2 separate regions of the Mus musculus genome follow, and region 2 is linked to region 1. The links are chromatin loops, found by intact Hi-C in ENCODE. Cell type or tissue: left cerebral cortex. All regions are shown on one strand.

The links. Hi-C counts contacts between places; a loop is a spot of excess contacts. Peaks named below come from ENCODE experiments on the same cell type or tissue, not always from the same donor. Only the 100,000 strongest peaks of a DNase experiment are listed, where the experiment ranks them.
Region 2: a loop joins it to region 1, with 2.2 times the contacts of the local background. A loop is called at or near these places in 3 of 42 quality-filtered maps.

What each region holds. Positions count from the first base shown.
Region 1 is chr1:136,257,750-136,262,749 of GRCm38, reverse strand. Gpr25 (G protein-coupled receptor 25) reads left to right here and starts at 1,824. Exons shown (of 1, transcript NM_001101516.2): 1 at 1,824-3,836. The coding sequence starts at 1,877. The coding sequence ends at 2,953. In left cerebral cortex, no CTCF peak of the experiment used is centred here; DNase peaks (open chromatin) are centred at 651 and 2,402; H3K4me3 peaks cover 1,659 bases; H3K27ac peaks cover 1,444 bases.
Region 2 is chr1:136,172,471-136,177,470 of GRCm38, reverse strand. Kif21b (kinesin family member 21B) reads right to left here. Exons shown (of 35, transcript NM_001039472.2): 34 at 4,469-4,668; 35 at 1-3,434. The coding sequence ends at 3,380. Among named protein-coding and RNA genes, the nearest start is that of Mroh3, 38 kb to the left of the region's middle. In left cerebral cortex, a CTCF peak has its summit at 2,075 (motif pointing right); a DNase peak (open chromatin) is centred at 2,083.

The DNA of each region.
Region 1 (5,000 bases):
CCCTCCATCCCACTTCCTATTCCCTGCCAGGTGGCTCTGTATATGAAAGGAAATGACCCAGGTGGGGTCCTGAGGCTCCCAGAATGGAGCCACGGGATCCATTGCTGACGATGCCTCTTTCACTCTCAGACGTGCCTAGGTTTGGATCATAAGTGATGTTAGCATCCTACTTCCAATCAATGTCAATCTGGGTGCACACACAGCTGCCCTTCTGTGCTCTGGCCCTATAAGGACAGAGACAGCTACCACACTGTTCCAAAGAAGAGACATCCCAGATCTCCCTCCAGTCTCTCCACATGGAGACCTGTACTGTATCTCCTGACACATCCTCTCTTTTCTGTCCCTAGTGTCAATAACTATGTCACTCAGTGGCAGGACTCTTGCCTAATGAGAGTGAAAGATCTTACCCCCCCTAAAATAAAACAACCACCATCTAACTCCTTCATGAATACAACAGCCCCCTGTGGAGTCCCTGTGGCTTGATGAGCCTTCCCCCTCTGTGACTCATACAGTCCTGCCAAATCAGACTGATGCCCAAAGCCTTCAGGATCAGGCCACAGCCTGCCAGTGTCTTCCTGCATGTCTCAGTATACTTGCTTTTTTATCCCTTCCTGGGCTGGCTCATCCTCTCTGCTTTGCCATTCCTTTTGACCTTTAACCCCTTCCTAGACCCGACCTGAACTGTCGCCCCTTCTGCGGACCTTTTCCCCGAAGCATGAACAGCTCCTCCTTCTAAGCGCTGAGTGGACGTGGTTTTAAACCTGTACCACAGTTTGACTGATGGCAGGCTGGCCGTTGCACACACAGCCTGTGTCTCTCCCCTCCTCGAGAAGGGATCTGAGGTCAAGAATGCATTTCTTGCAATGCAGAGGAAGCCAGTGCCTGCTGCACAGAGAGGTCCCCTGAGAGTGGAATGGGAAGGAACAAAGCTTAGACATCCTGCACCCCTTTAGCCACAAACCCTTTCCCATCAGTTCACAAGAACTCTCAGAGCTACTGTCTCATGATTTAGAATAGCAAATCTGTTGGATTGTTAGGGGCCATTTTGTGTCATCTTTTGTATAGAGGTTATAACCCTGTTTGACTTATCAGCTAGATTTTGAAGTATGGGGAGGAGGAGGAGGAGGGTTAACCCAGGGGCCTGGCCCCCTTCCAGCAGGGCCACCTGATTACACTTTCTGTCTCTAGCTTAGACCCTTTCCACACGGCTCCATGAGGCCTGGACCAGGACAGAAGTGTCACTCCAGGTGACACGTCTAGTCTTTTATCCTAGGAGGCTATTAATTAGTCCAAGAACTGTGGTGCCAATTCTTGATCGGGCACCAAGGGAATCTCCCTCAACCTTCAGACCCCTTCAAGTGCTACACAGCAGAGCAGATTAGAGAAGGAAGCCGAGGCGTTGCCCTCCCTCAGAAACCCTCATGCCTGGTCTGTCTCCCCACCCTCCACCCCCCCTCTAAAAACTAGAAAAGAAACGCCTGGTGAGAATCGAGAACAGGTTAGGGCTCTACGGCACCCACTGCCCCTTGCACCCTATCTCAGAGTCCCACTCCCTTCCCCCAGATACTAGGCCAAGCACCCAGAAATGATGAGCCACCAATTCTGAGTGGCCGCAGTTCTCTCAGCCCTAAGGACATCTCACAATACCCAGTTGTGCCCTTCCCTTTGGGTCAGCCCCAACTTGGAAGGTAACATCACCACCACAGAGGCCTGCCCCTCCCAGCCCCACACTCTTCTCACCCCAAAGCCTCGGCCTAGGGTGGCAGGAAGGGAGGGAGGGAGGTGCTGGGCACAGGCTGTGAAAAGCAAACCCCCTCCTGCTCAGAGAGGGCAGCCGCCCTGCGCCAGGATGCACGCCGGCCCGGTGACCCCGGCCATGCAGTCCACCGAACCCTGGAGTCCTAGCTGGGGCACGTTGTCCTGGGACTATTCGGGCTCGGGCTCCCTGGACCAAGTGGAGTTGTGCCCTGCTTGGAACCTGCCTTACGGCCACGCCATCATCCCAGCGCTCTACCTGGCGGCCTTCGCCGTGGGCCTGCCGGGCAACGCCTTCGTGGTGTGGCTACTGAGCCGGCAGCGCGGGCCGCGGCGGCTGGTGGACACCTTCGTGCTGCACTTGGCGGCCGCCGACCTGGGCTTCGTGCTCACGCTGCCGCTGTGGGCCGCGGCAGAGGCGCGCGGCGGCCTCTGGCCCTTCGGCGACGGCCTGTGCAAAGTCAGCAGCTTCGCGCTGGCGGTCACGCGCTGCGCGGGCGCGCTGCTGCTGGCGGGCATGAGCGTGGACCGCTACCTGGCGGTGGGCCGGCCGCTGAGCGCGCGCCCGCTGCGGAGCGCGCGCTGTGTGCGAGCCGTGTGCGGCGCCGCCTGGGCTGCGGCGTTCCTGGCGGGTTTGCCGGCCTTGCTCTACCGGGGACTGCAGCCGAGCCTGGACGGCGTGGGCAGCCAGTGCGCCGAAGAGCCCTGGGAAGCGCTCCAGGGTGTCGGGCTGCTGCTGCTGCTACTGACCTTCGCGCTGCCGCTGGCTGTCACCCTGATCTGCTACTGGCGCGTGTCGCGCCGCCTGCCGCGCGTCGGTAGGGCCCGGAGCAACTCCCTGCGCATCATCTTCACCGTGGAGAGCGTCTTCGTGGGCTGCTGGCTGCCCTTCGGCGTCCTGCGCTCCCTCTTCCACCTGGCGCGGCTCCAGGCGCTGCCGCTGCCCTGCTCCCTGCTGCTGGCTCTGCGCTGGGGTCTGACTGTCACCACCTGCCTGGCTTTCGTCAATAGCAGTGCGAACCCGGTCATCTACCTCCTGTTGGACCGCTCATTCCGCGCCCGGGCCCGGTTCGGGCTGTGCGCGCGCGCCGGGCGCCAGGTGCGCAGGATCAGCTCGGCCTCCTCGCTCTCCAGGGACGACAGTTCGGTGTTCCGGGGCCGGTCCCCGAAGGTGAACTCTGCCTCGGCCACTTGGTAGCCTCCCCGGGATGGCGCAGGTGGAACGGTGCTTCAAAGAGAGGAACCATGTGCTTGCAGATGCGCCAGGGGACTGCCCATCAGCTTTCTCGGAGCTGGCTGTTGGGGCTGGCTGTTCTCACAAACCGATGGGGAAGGATGGGCTATTATATTAGTTTTCTCCAGGGCAAGAAAAGCTGTAGACACTCACCTGGAGAAGCGGGTTCACCTAGTAGATGGGAGGGAAGTGGGTTCTGTTCTCTGCTTCATTCTGTGTAATTCAGCCCAAATATCCAAACCAGACTCTCAAAGGTCCTTCTTGCTCCTGACTGTTCTTGCCCCTACAAAAGCCATTGTCCTTTGAGGAATTTCTTCTCCTGGTCAGCCCTCTAGCAACACCATCTCAAACACCTCTCCCTTCCCCTCCCCTCCCTCTTCCCCTCCCTCTCCCTCTTCACCTCCCCCTCTCCCTCTCTCTCCCTTTTCTCCTCCCCCTCTATCCCCTCTCCCTTTCCCTTTCCCGCTCCCCTCCCTCTTCCCTTTTCCCTCCCCCTCTATCCCGCCCCCCCCCCTTCTCTCCAGTCATCACTATGTTATCTATATTGTTTCTCATCCCCAATTCGGGTTTTCGTTTTCAAAGGCTCACGAAAGACATGGAAACTAACCCTAGCGTGAACAGTCCTGTGAGCAATTTGGTCCTTCCCACCCATTACCTCACACTGGTGTGGCAACCCTTCTCCCATCTAGAGACACCTGTGGGACTCGCCCTGAAAGTAGTTCTGGCCTTCCTTCTGAATGCTGGCATCTGAATTTTTTCAGTGGGTGTTCAGATTTTCCCTCACTCAGCCAGGGACCCCAGGTTTTTCTGTGAACACACATCTCAATAAAAACTTTTGTTGGCCCTAGTTGGCAACCGTGTCTTGATTTGAACATCGAGAGCGAGATGGGTGTCAGAAGGGTGTGTTACACAGTCAGACAAAGCTCAGCTCAGTAGTTCAGGCCCTTCAGGGTGATGGTTTGTGTGACCCTGGTACTGGGAGCGCCAGCTGCACCTGCGAGTGTGGTACTCTCAGCGGGCAGAGGATGACTTAGTCTCATTCTTTTAAAGGACATCGCACATCGAGATAGTGACAAGATGAAAGGAAAAAATGAGGAAGATGCACGGCATCTGCCTGCCAGGTGCCATTTCAAAGAAGAGATGTGTAATTTTGATTTTTAAATGTGGTCCAGGCTCCCCACCCCCACCCCCACACTCTGGGAGCTTTTCCAGTACAAATGTTTAAAATTAACCGTTTCAGTCTCTGGTTTATCCTTTGAGGCTTCCGGAAGGCTTAGAAAGTAAATGTTTTTACTTGAGAGGATTTAGCCTACAAACATTTTGATCAGTGAGGGAAAGACATTCCCTGACTGGGCCGAGAACCAAGTCCTAGACCTTGGAGTTAGCAACACAGACTGGTGTTCAGTGCCAGGTTGGGTCTGAAGGAGGGCATTCTCTTGGGCTATTTAACCTGCTCACCTCTGCTCTCCTCATCTAGCTCCATTGCATTCTCGATAGCATCCGAGACCACTGGTTGGAGTGTATTTAGCATCGCAGCCCACTTTGATCTCATCTTATAGCTGCTCTTGTCAAAAAGAACATCTCTGCTGGGCGTGGTGGCGCACACCTTTAATCCCAGCACTCGGGAGGCAGAGACAGGCAGATTTCTGAGTCCGAGGCCAGCCTGGTCTGCAGAGTGAGTTCCAGGACAGCCAGGGCTTTACAGAGAAACCCTGTCTCCAAAAACAAAAACAAAAACAAAACAAAACAAAAGAACATCTCTGAGTGTCCTCATATATGCCCTGAGAGCAACAAGGCTTGCAGCCCAAGGGTCACCTGAGCCAGGAAGAGGTACCTCAGGTGCTTTCAAGTCCAAGAGCCCATCTATAGTATAGTCCTTCCTTTCCCTATCAGTGGGGCGAAGGGACAGGAGTGCTGACCTCCATCAAGGTATGTGTGGCAAGACTAAAGCTTACAGAGCTGGTGTTGCTCTAGGCTGCTAGGACAGAGCTCCTCTCAAGTTCATCTCCAC
Region 2 (5,000 bases), 85 kb after region 1:
GCCACTGTGCTCAGCAAAGAGAGCAGCAGTAAGCAGTTTTTTATTTGAAAGGACAAAGGGATAGATGTGGCAGGTTTGGGCTACATGGTGGGAAGGAATTCACCGCTCCTGCAGGGCAAGTCCTGCCCACACAAACATACCAGGCACAGCCAAGGGGGTGTGCCTGCTGCACCCAGCCCAGACTCCAAGGGAGGCCTCCAGGAACTGGGAGAGGGCAGGGCAGAGATGTAATGTCCTGCCTTCTCAGCAGCTTCCTGCTGGCGCCACCACCACAATGGCTAGCAGAAGAATCCTTCAGCAAGACAGCATCTTCTCCTTGTTTGTGCTTTAAGCTGCCCTTTGCCCAAGCCACACAGCCTAAGACCATTCCAGGCCTGCAGCTGGAGCAACGGTGGGAGGCTACTCCCAGGTCCATAGCTGTCCCTTTTCAAGTAGCTGTGGTGGCACTCTGACCACATCAAGGGCTGCGCTGGGTCAGCCTCTCATTCTTCGAGTTCTCTCTCTTTCCTCTGCAGTCTCTAAAGGCTGCTCCAGGCAGCATGTGCATTGAGTTGGCTGCTGTCGGACCAAGTCTCACCAACAAGACCAAACACTGAACTGGTTAATACTGGGATGGGTCCTGGCCCAGGACTGTGCACAGAAAAGACCTAAGAGAGTGGGGACAGTAGACACTTTCCATGGAAGCTAATCAATATCGGAAGCAAGGATGTCGGGGTTAGCTCAAGAGATGGGAGTCTGGGTCCAGGCTCTTCAGGCTCAGTAGGGTCAGGTACCAGCTATACTCTGGTTGTTAAAGGCTTGGGGTGTGCAGGTCTAGAGAGGACCCCCACAGGATACAGATGTGGCCTGGGCCTCAAGTCCTAGGAGGGGCACAAGGAGTAAATTAATAGTTCCCAGTGTACATAGTGCGTCAGCCAAAGACATGGGCAGCCTTGGTCTAACCTCACAGACACGGGCAGCCCTGGTCTAACCTAAGACGAAGCCCATCTGGGAAAGATCTCCTGGTGCCAAGTTTGCTCATACTGTCTACCCAGAGACCTGCTATTGTGCTCAAATTACAACCAGTTTGTGCTTCCGACAAGAAGGATGCTTGTGCAATGAGTGGAGCTGGGGTCCTGCCCCTGACTATGTACCTTGGACATCCCCGAAAGGGTGGGTGAGCAGGGACTCCAACGTTCCCAGAACACAGCTCAGAATGGCTCAGGACGATGAGCTCAGAGCTCCGATTTCAAGTTTAGTCAATGACACTCGCTGGGACAGCATAGCAGCCCCGCCATGAGGTAGTGACCCATCAGAAATGGCAGAAGGGGTAATGCCGGTGAGCACCTCTCGCGGGGGCTGTAAGACCACACACACTTTGTGCAAGAACTGGCCTTGCAGCTATACATACAGTACAGGCACCCCGGGCTGGGGCGGCCCAGCCTGAGGGGTCGGGACAAAGTCTCACGTGTTTCTGTAGTTTGTAAACAGCCATGCAGACGGGTTCTGGGTTTTCTTACAGGGTGTAAGGTCCGGGCTTTCCATTTAGGTGGAGATGGGTGAAGGAGAAGATGTGGTCACTTCTGAGTGCTAAGGATGTTCCTTAACACTCCCAGGATGAGCAGGGGAAGGAGGATTTCTGGTCTTTGCAGACAGACGGTCCAGGTTCCAGGTGATCTGCTTTTCCGGTGCTCCGTTCTAAATATCCACTTACCCAGACTTAACACCGTGTCTGGCTGGAGCCACCAATAAGCGGGACAATCTTCTTAGTTTCAGCTTCAGACACAGCTCTGGGAAGGTTCAGAGAGGGTCTGACCTTATCAGTTCCTAACTCTCCCATCCTAGGGCCTCATGGACAGGCACCAACGTACTCGCCCTAGAGGGAGAAGAGCTAAGTACAGTGGCGCTATGCTAGCTCTCCACAAGTCACCACGGCCTCTGAATGGGGCTGAGGCTCATGGATCCCGGAATGAGACCAGGATGCATAAGACCAGTGAAGCAATAGAGTAAGTGTGGACCAGTTTAAGGGCAGGGGAAGCCGGGGGAGGAACGGAGCTGGCCCCTCTCATGGCCCAGTTCTATAAATTCAGAGTTGTTCCAGTAGGGGGCGCTAGACACTGACTTCACCTCATCCCAGCAGCTGAGTCCACAGCACCAAGGGGAGAAGCAAGGAGTCACTGCCTCCTCACGCTAATTGAAAAGGGAGGGCCTTTGTCCCAGGCTGGTTTTAAGGCTGTTTCTGGAACAACTAAAGGAAAAGAAGCTGAAGATGTTCCCTAGCCCCTTGGGGGTGGAAACATAACTGGCTGGGGGGTTAGGCAAAGGACCTGGTACCCTTACTACTCAAAGCCTACCTAGTGGGCAGTCCACCAAGCTCCCTGGTACTGGGCCGTTGGGGTGAATGCTCTGACCTTCAGGGGCTGTGGGCACCAGGCCCAGGAGTAGAAGACACAAGTGGGCTGCGGGCATGGCTAGTATAAGGCTGCCCGGCATGATATCAGGCCTCAGGATGGAGAAAGGCACTGCGGCATTAGGCGGCCTAGAGACCTGGTCTATCCTAGAAGGTATGCCGGCATGGGCAGGTCCGGGGCAATTGTCAGAGCTGCAAAGGATAGAGAAGGCTATCCCCTCATCTGCAGAGCAAGCAGAGGGAAGGCCCCCACCCCCACCCCACCCCACCCCACCTCCGTGCCAGGAGGGGAGGGAAGAATGGGAAGAAACTTCAAGTCAGTTTCCAGGAGGCAAACAGCAGAACACAAAAATAAAAATCAATATATTAAATGACTGCAGTGCCGCTGACCTTCCCCCCAAAGGAACTGTTTAAACAGCTCCACTGAGGCCCCAGCAGAAGAGAACCTCAAGGAAAGACTGGGCCGGGGCCCCACTGGGATTGGCTGTGGGTGAGCGGCAGGACTCAGCTGCTTACATCTGGTTTCCATGGTTACCTGAGAACTACCTTGGTGGGCTCAGAGGCAGGTGAAGCGGCTCCGGAGGTGGGGCTAGGAGACACAGAGGAGGCTAGCTCACTGGAAGATAGATGGGGGCTTCTCCCTGCTTCTCCCTCGGTCTCAACCGAGGCTGAGGGCCTGGGGGAGGGGCAGGGCTGGCTCAGCAGGAGACAATGTGGCCAGTTGAGAGGAAGGCTTGGGAACAGGTGGAGCAGCAGCTTGGGGAATCGTGCCCTTTGGCTTCACAGCTTGTGTCCCTCCTCCACCTCGTCTTTCTTAGGAGGCAGGGGAGGGACAGAAGGGGTGGTGGAGGAAGCAGAGCGAGAGAAGAGCCACACCCTCTGTACTCCGGTGAACTTGGCTGTTCCGGTAAGGTCGGGCCACAGCTTCCTTTCCGTGCTGGGTAGGCTGCTGGGTCTGATCTGACGGTCTAGCCACCTTTAGTCCTAACTTCAAGGGTGGGCTGCTGGTAGCCGCCGTATGCTCCAGAACTTCACTGTCAGGTCACTGGGGAGGACAGAGGGAGGCTGCTCAGCTGTGGGTGTGGACCCTGCTGGTTGCCCCACCCCCACCCCAAAGCAAAGGTTGGGCAAATTTCCCACCTCCCTCACATATGGCTGGGCTAAGGCAGATGCTGCTTAGGACCAGTGAAGACCTCACGGGGAGGGGTACTGGGTAAGGGGAGGGCCCAGGCCATGCTCTGCAAGACCCTGCAAGACTGGTGTCCCAGACTTTCCTGTTGTGTTGTGTCCAGGCCTGAATGCCTCCCCCTGTTCTCTGCCACCTTAGGGTTCTGGCCCACTGCTCATGCTAGCAAGAGGGTCGGGGAGGGTGATCTGTAGGGCCAGGCAGGGCGTGAAGTAAGAAGGTTAAGAGTAAAACAGGCTCATACCGTGAAGAAGCAGCTCAGATCGAGGTGGGGGAAAGACAGGAAAAGGCAAGATGGGAAGAGTGAGAGGGGGAGGGGGAAGGTCAGGGCAGGGTGGTGGCGCGGCCCTTTATGGCCAGGACTCGTCGAGGAAGGCAGGGGGTGAGTCCAGGGACGTAATTCCACAGCTTTACCCGGCAGTCACTATTTGAGGGGGGGTGGGGGTGGGAGGTAGAGGCAGAGAAGAGAGGTAGGAAGAGATGGGAGGGGAGAGAAGGGACATGGTGGGAACAAGGAGAGAAAAGAAGAAACCCGGCTGAGTAGTGTCCCTGGGATAGAGGGCCTGGCACTGCCTGCACAGGAGCCAGAGCTACAGCTGGAGGGGCAGAGGTGTGGGAGTGGTGCAGGGCAGTCTGTAGCCCTTGGGGGGTGAGAGCCATTTGGATCGCTGCGGGGGGGCAAGTCCTGGCCTGGGGCCCAGTGGCTCCCTGATCCCCTGCCTTTGCAGCACCCAGGACATTGGGTGCCTAGTGCTCAGTGAAGTTGAGCACTAAATATAAAGAGGAGTGCTTGATGGGATCTGTGTGTGGGGACAGCTGCGGAGCCCTGAGCCAGTTGTCAACTTGGTCACTCTAGGAGGGGAGCAAAGCGGCTCTCTCTGCCTAGCACCTACCTGGAGGCCGTGAAGATGTGCTTGCTGTTGGTGCAGATGGCATTGATGGGGCTGTCGTGGCCCTTGATCTCACCAATGGGTGTGAAGTTGTCCACATTCCAGACCTTGATGAAGCCGGCCCGGCAGGCGCTCAGCAGCATGGGCCGGCCGGGTACAAAGGCCAGGGCGCACACCCAGTCCTTGTGAGCGTTGGGGATTTGCTGTGGAAGGACCAGGGCTCATAAGGTGTAGGGAAGAGAGAGGGCCTGCCCCAGGGCCCCAGGAGCACATCACCCCTCCTGCTAGCCATGGAGGAATGCCGCCTGGCTCCGGACAGCTCTAACATGCAGATGGACCCTACCATTCCCAGGAGCCAGGCTGGGGGGATTCCAAAGCACAGATGGGTTCTTCTCCCCAGGTCCCACATTCTAAATCTGTGCTGCTGGAGAAATCTTCAGCCCACAGGAGAGCTAGGCTAAAGTCAAGTGCTCCCACAAAGAACTGGGCACAAGGGCTTTGTCAAGAGCAGGGTATAGCAGGGTATAGAGGGCCC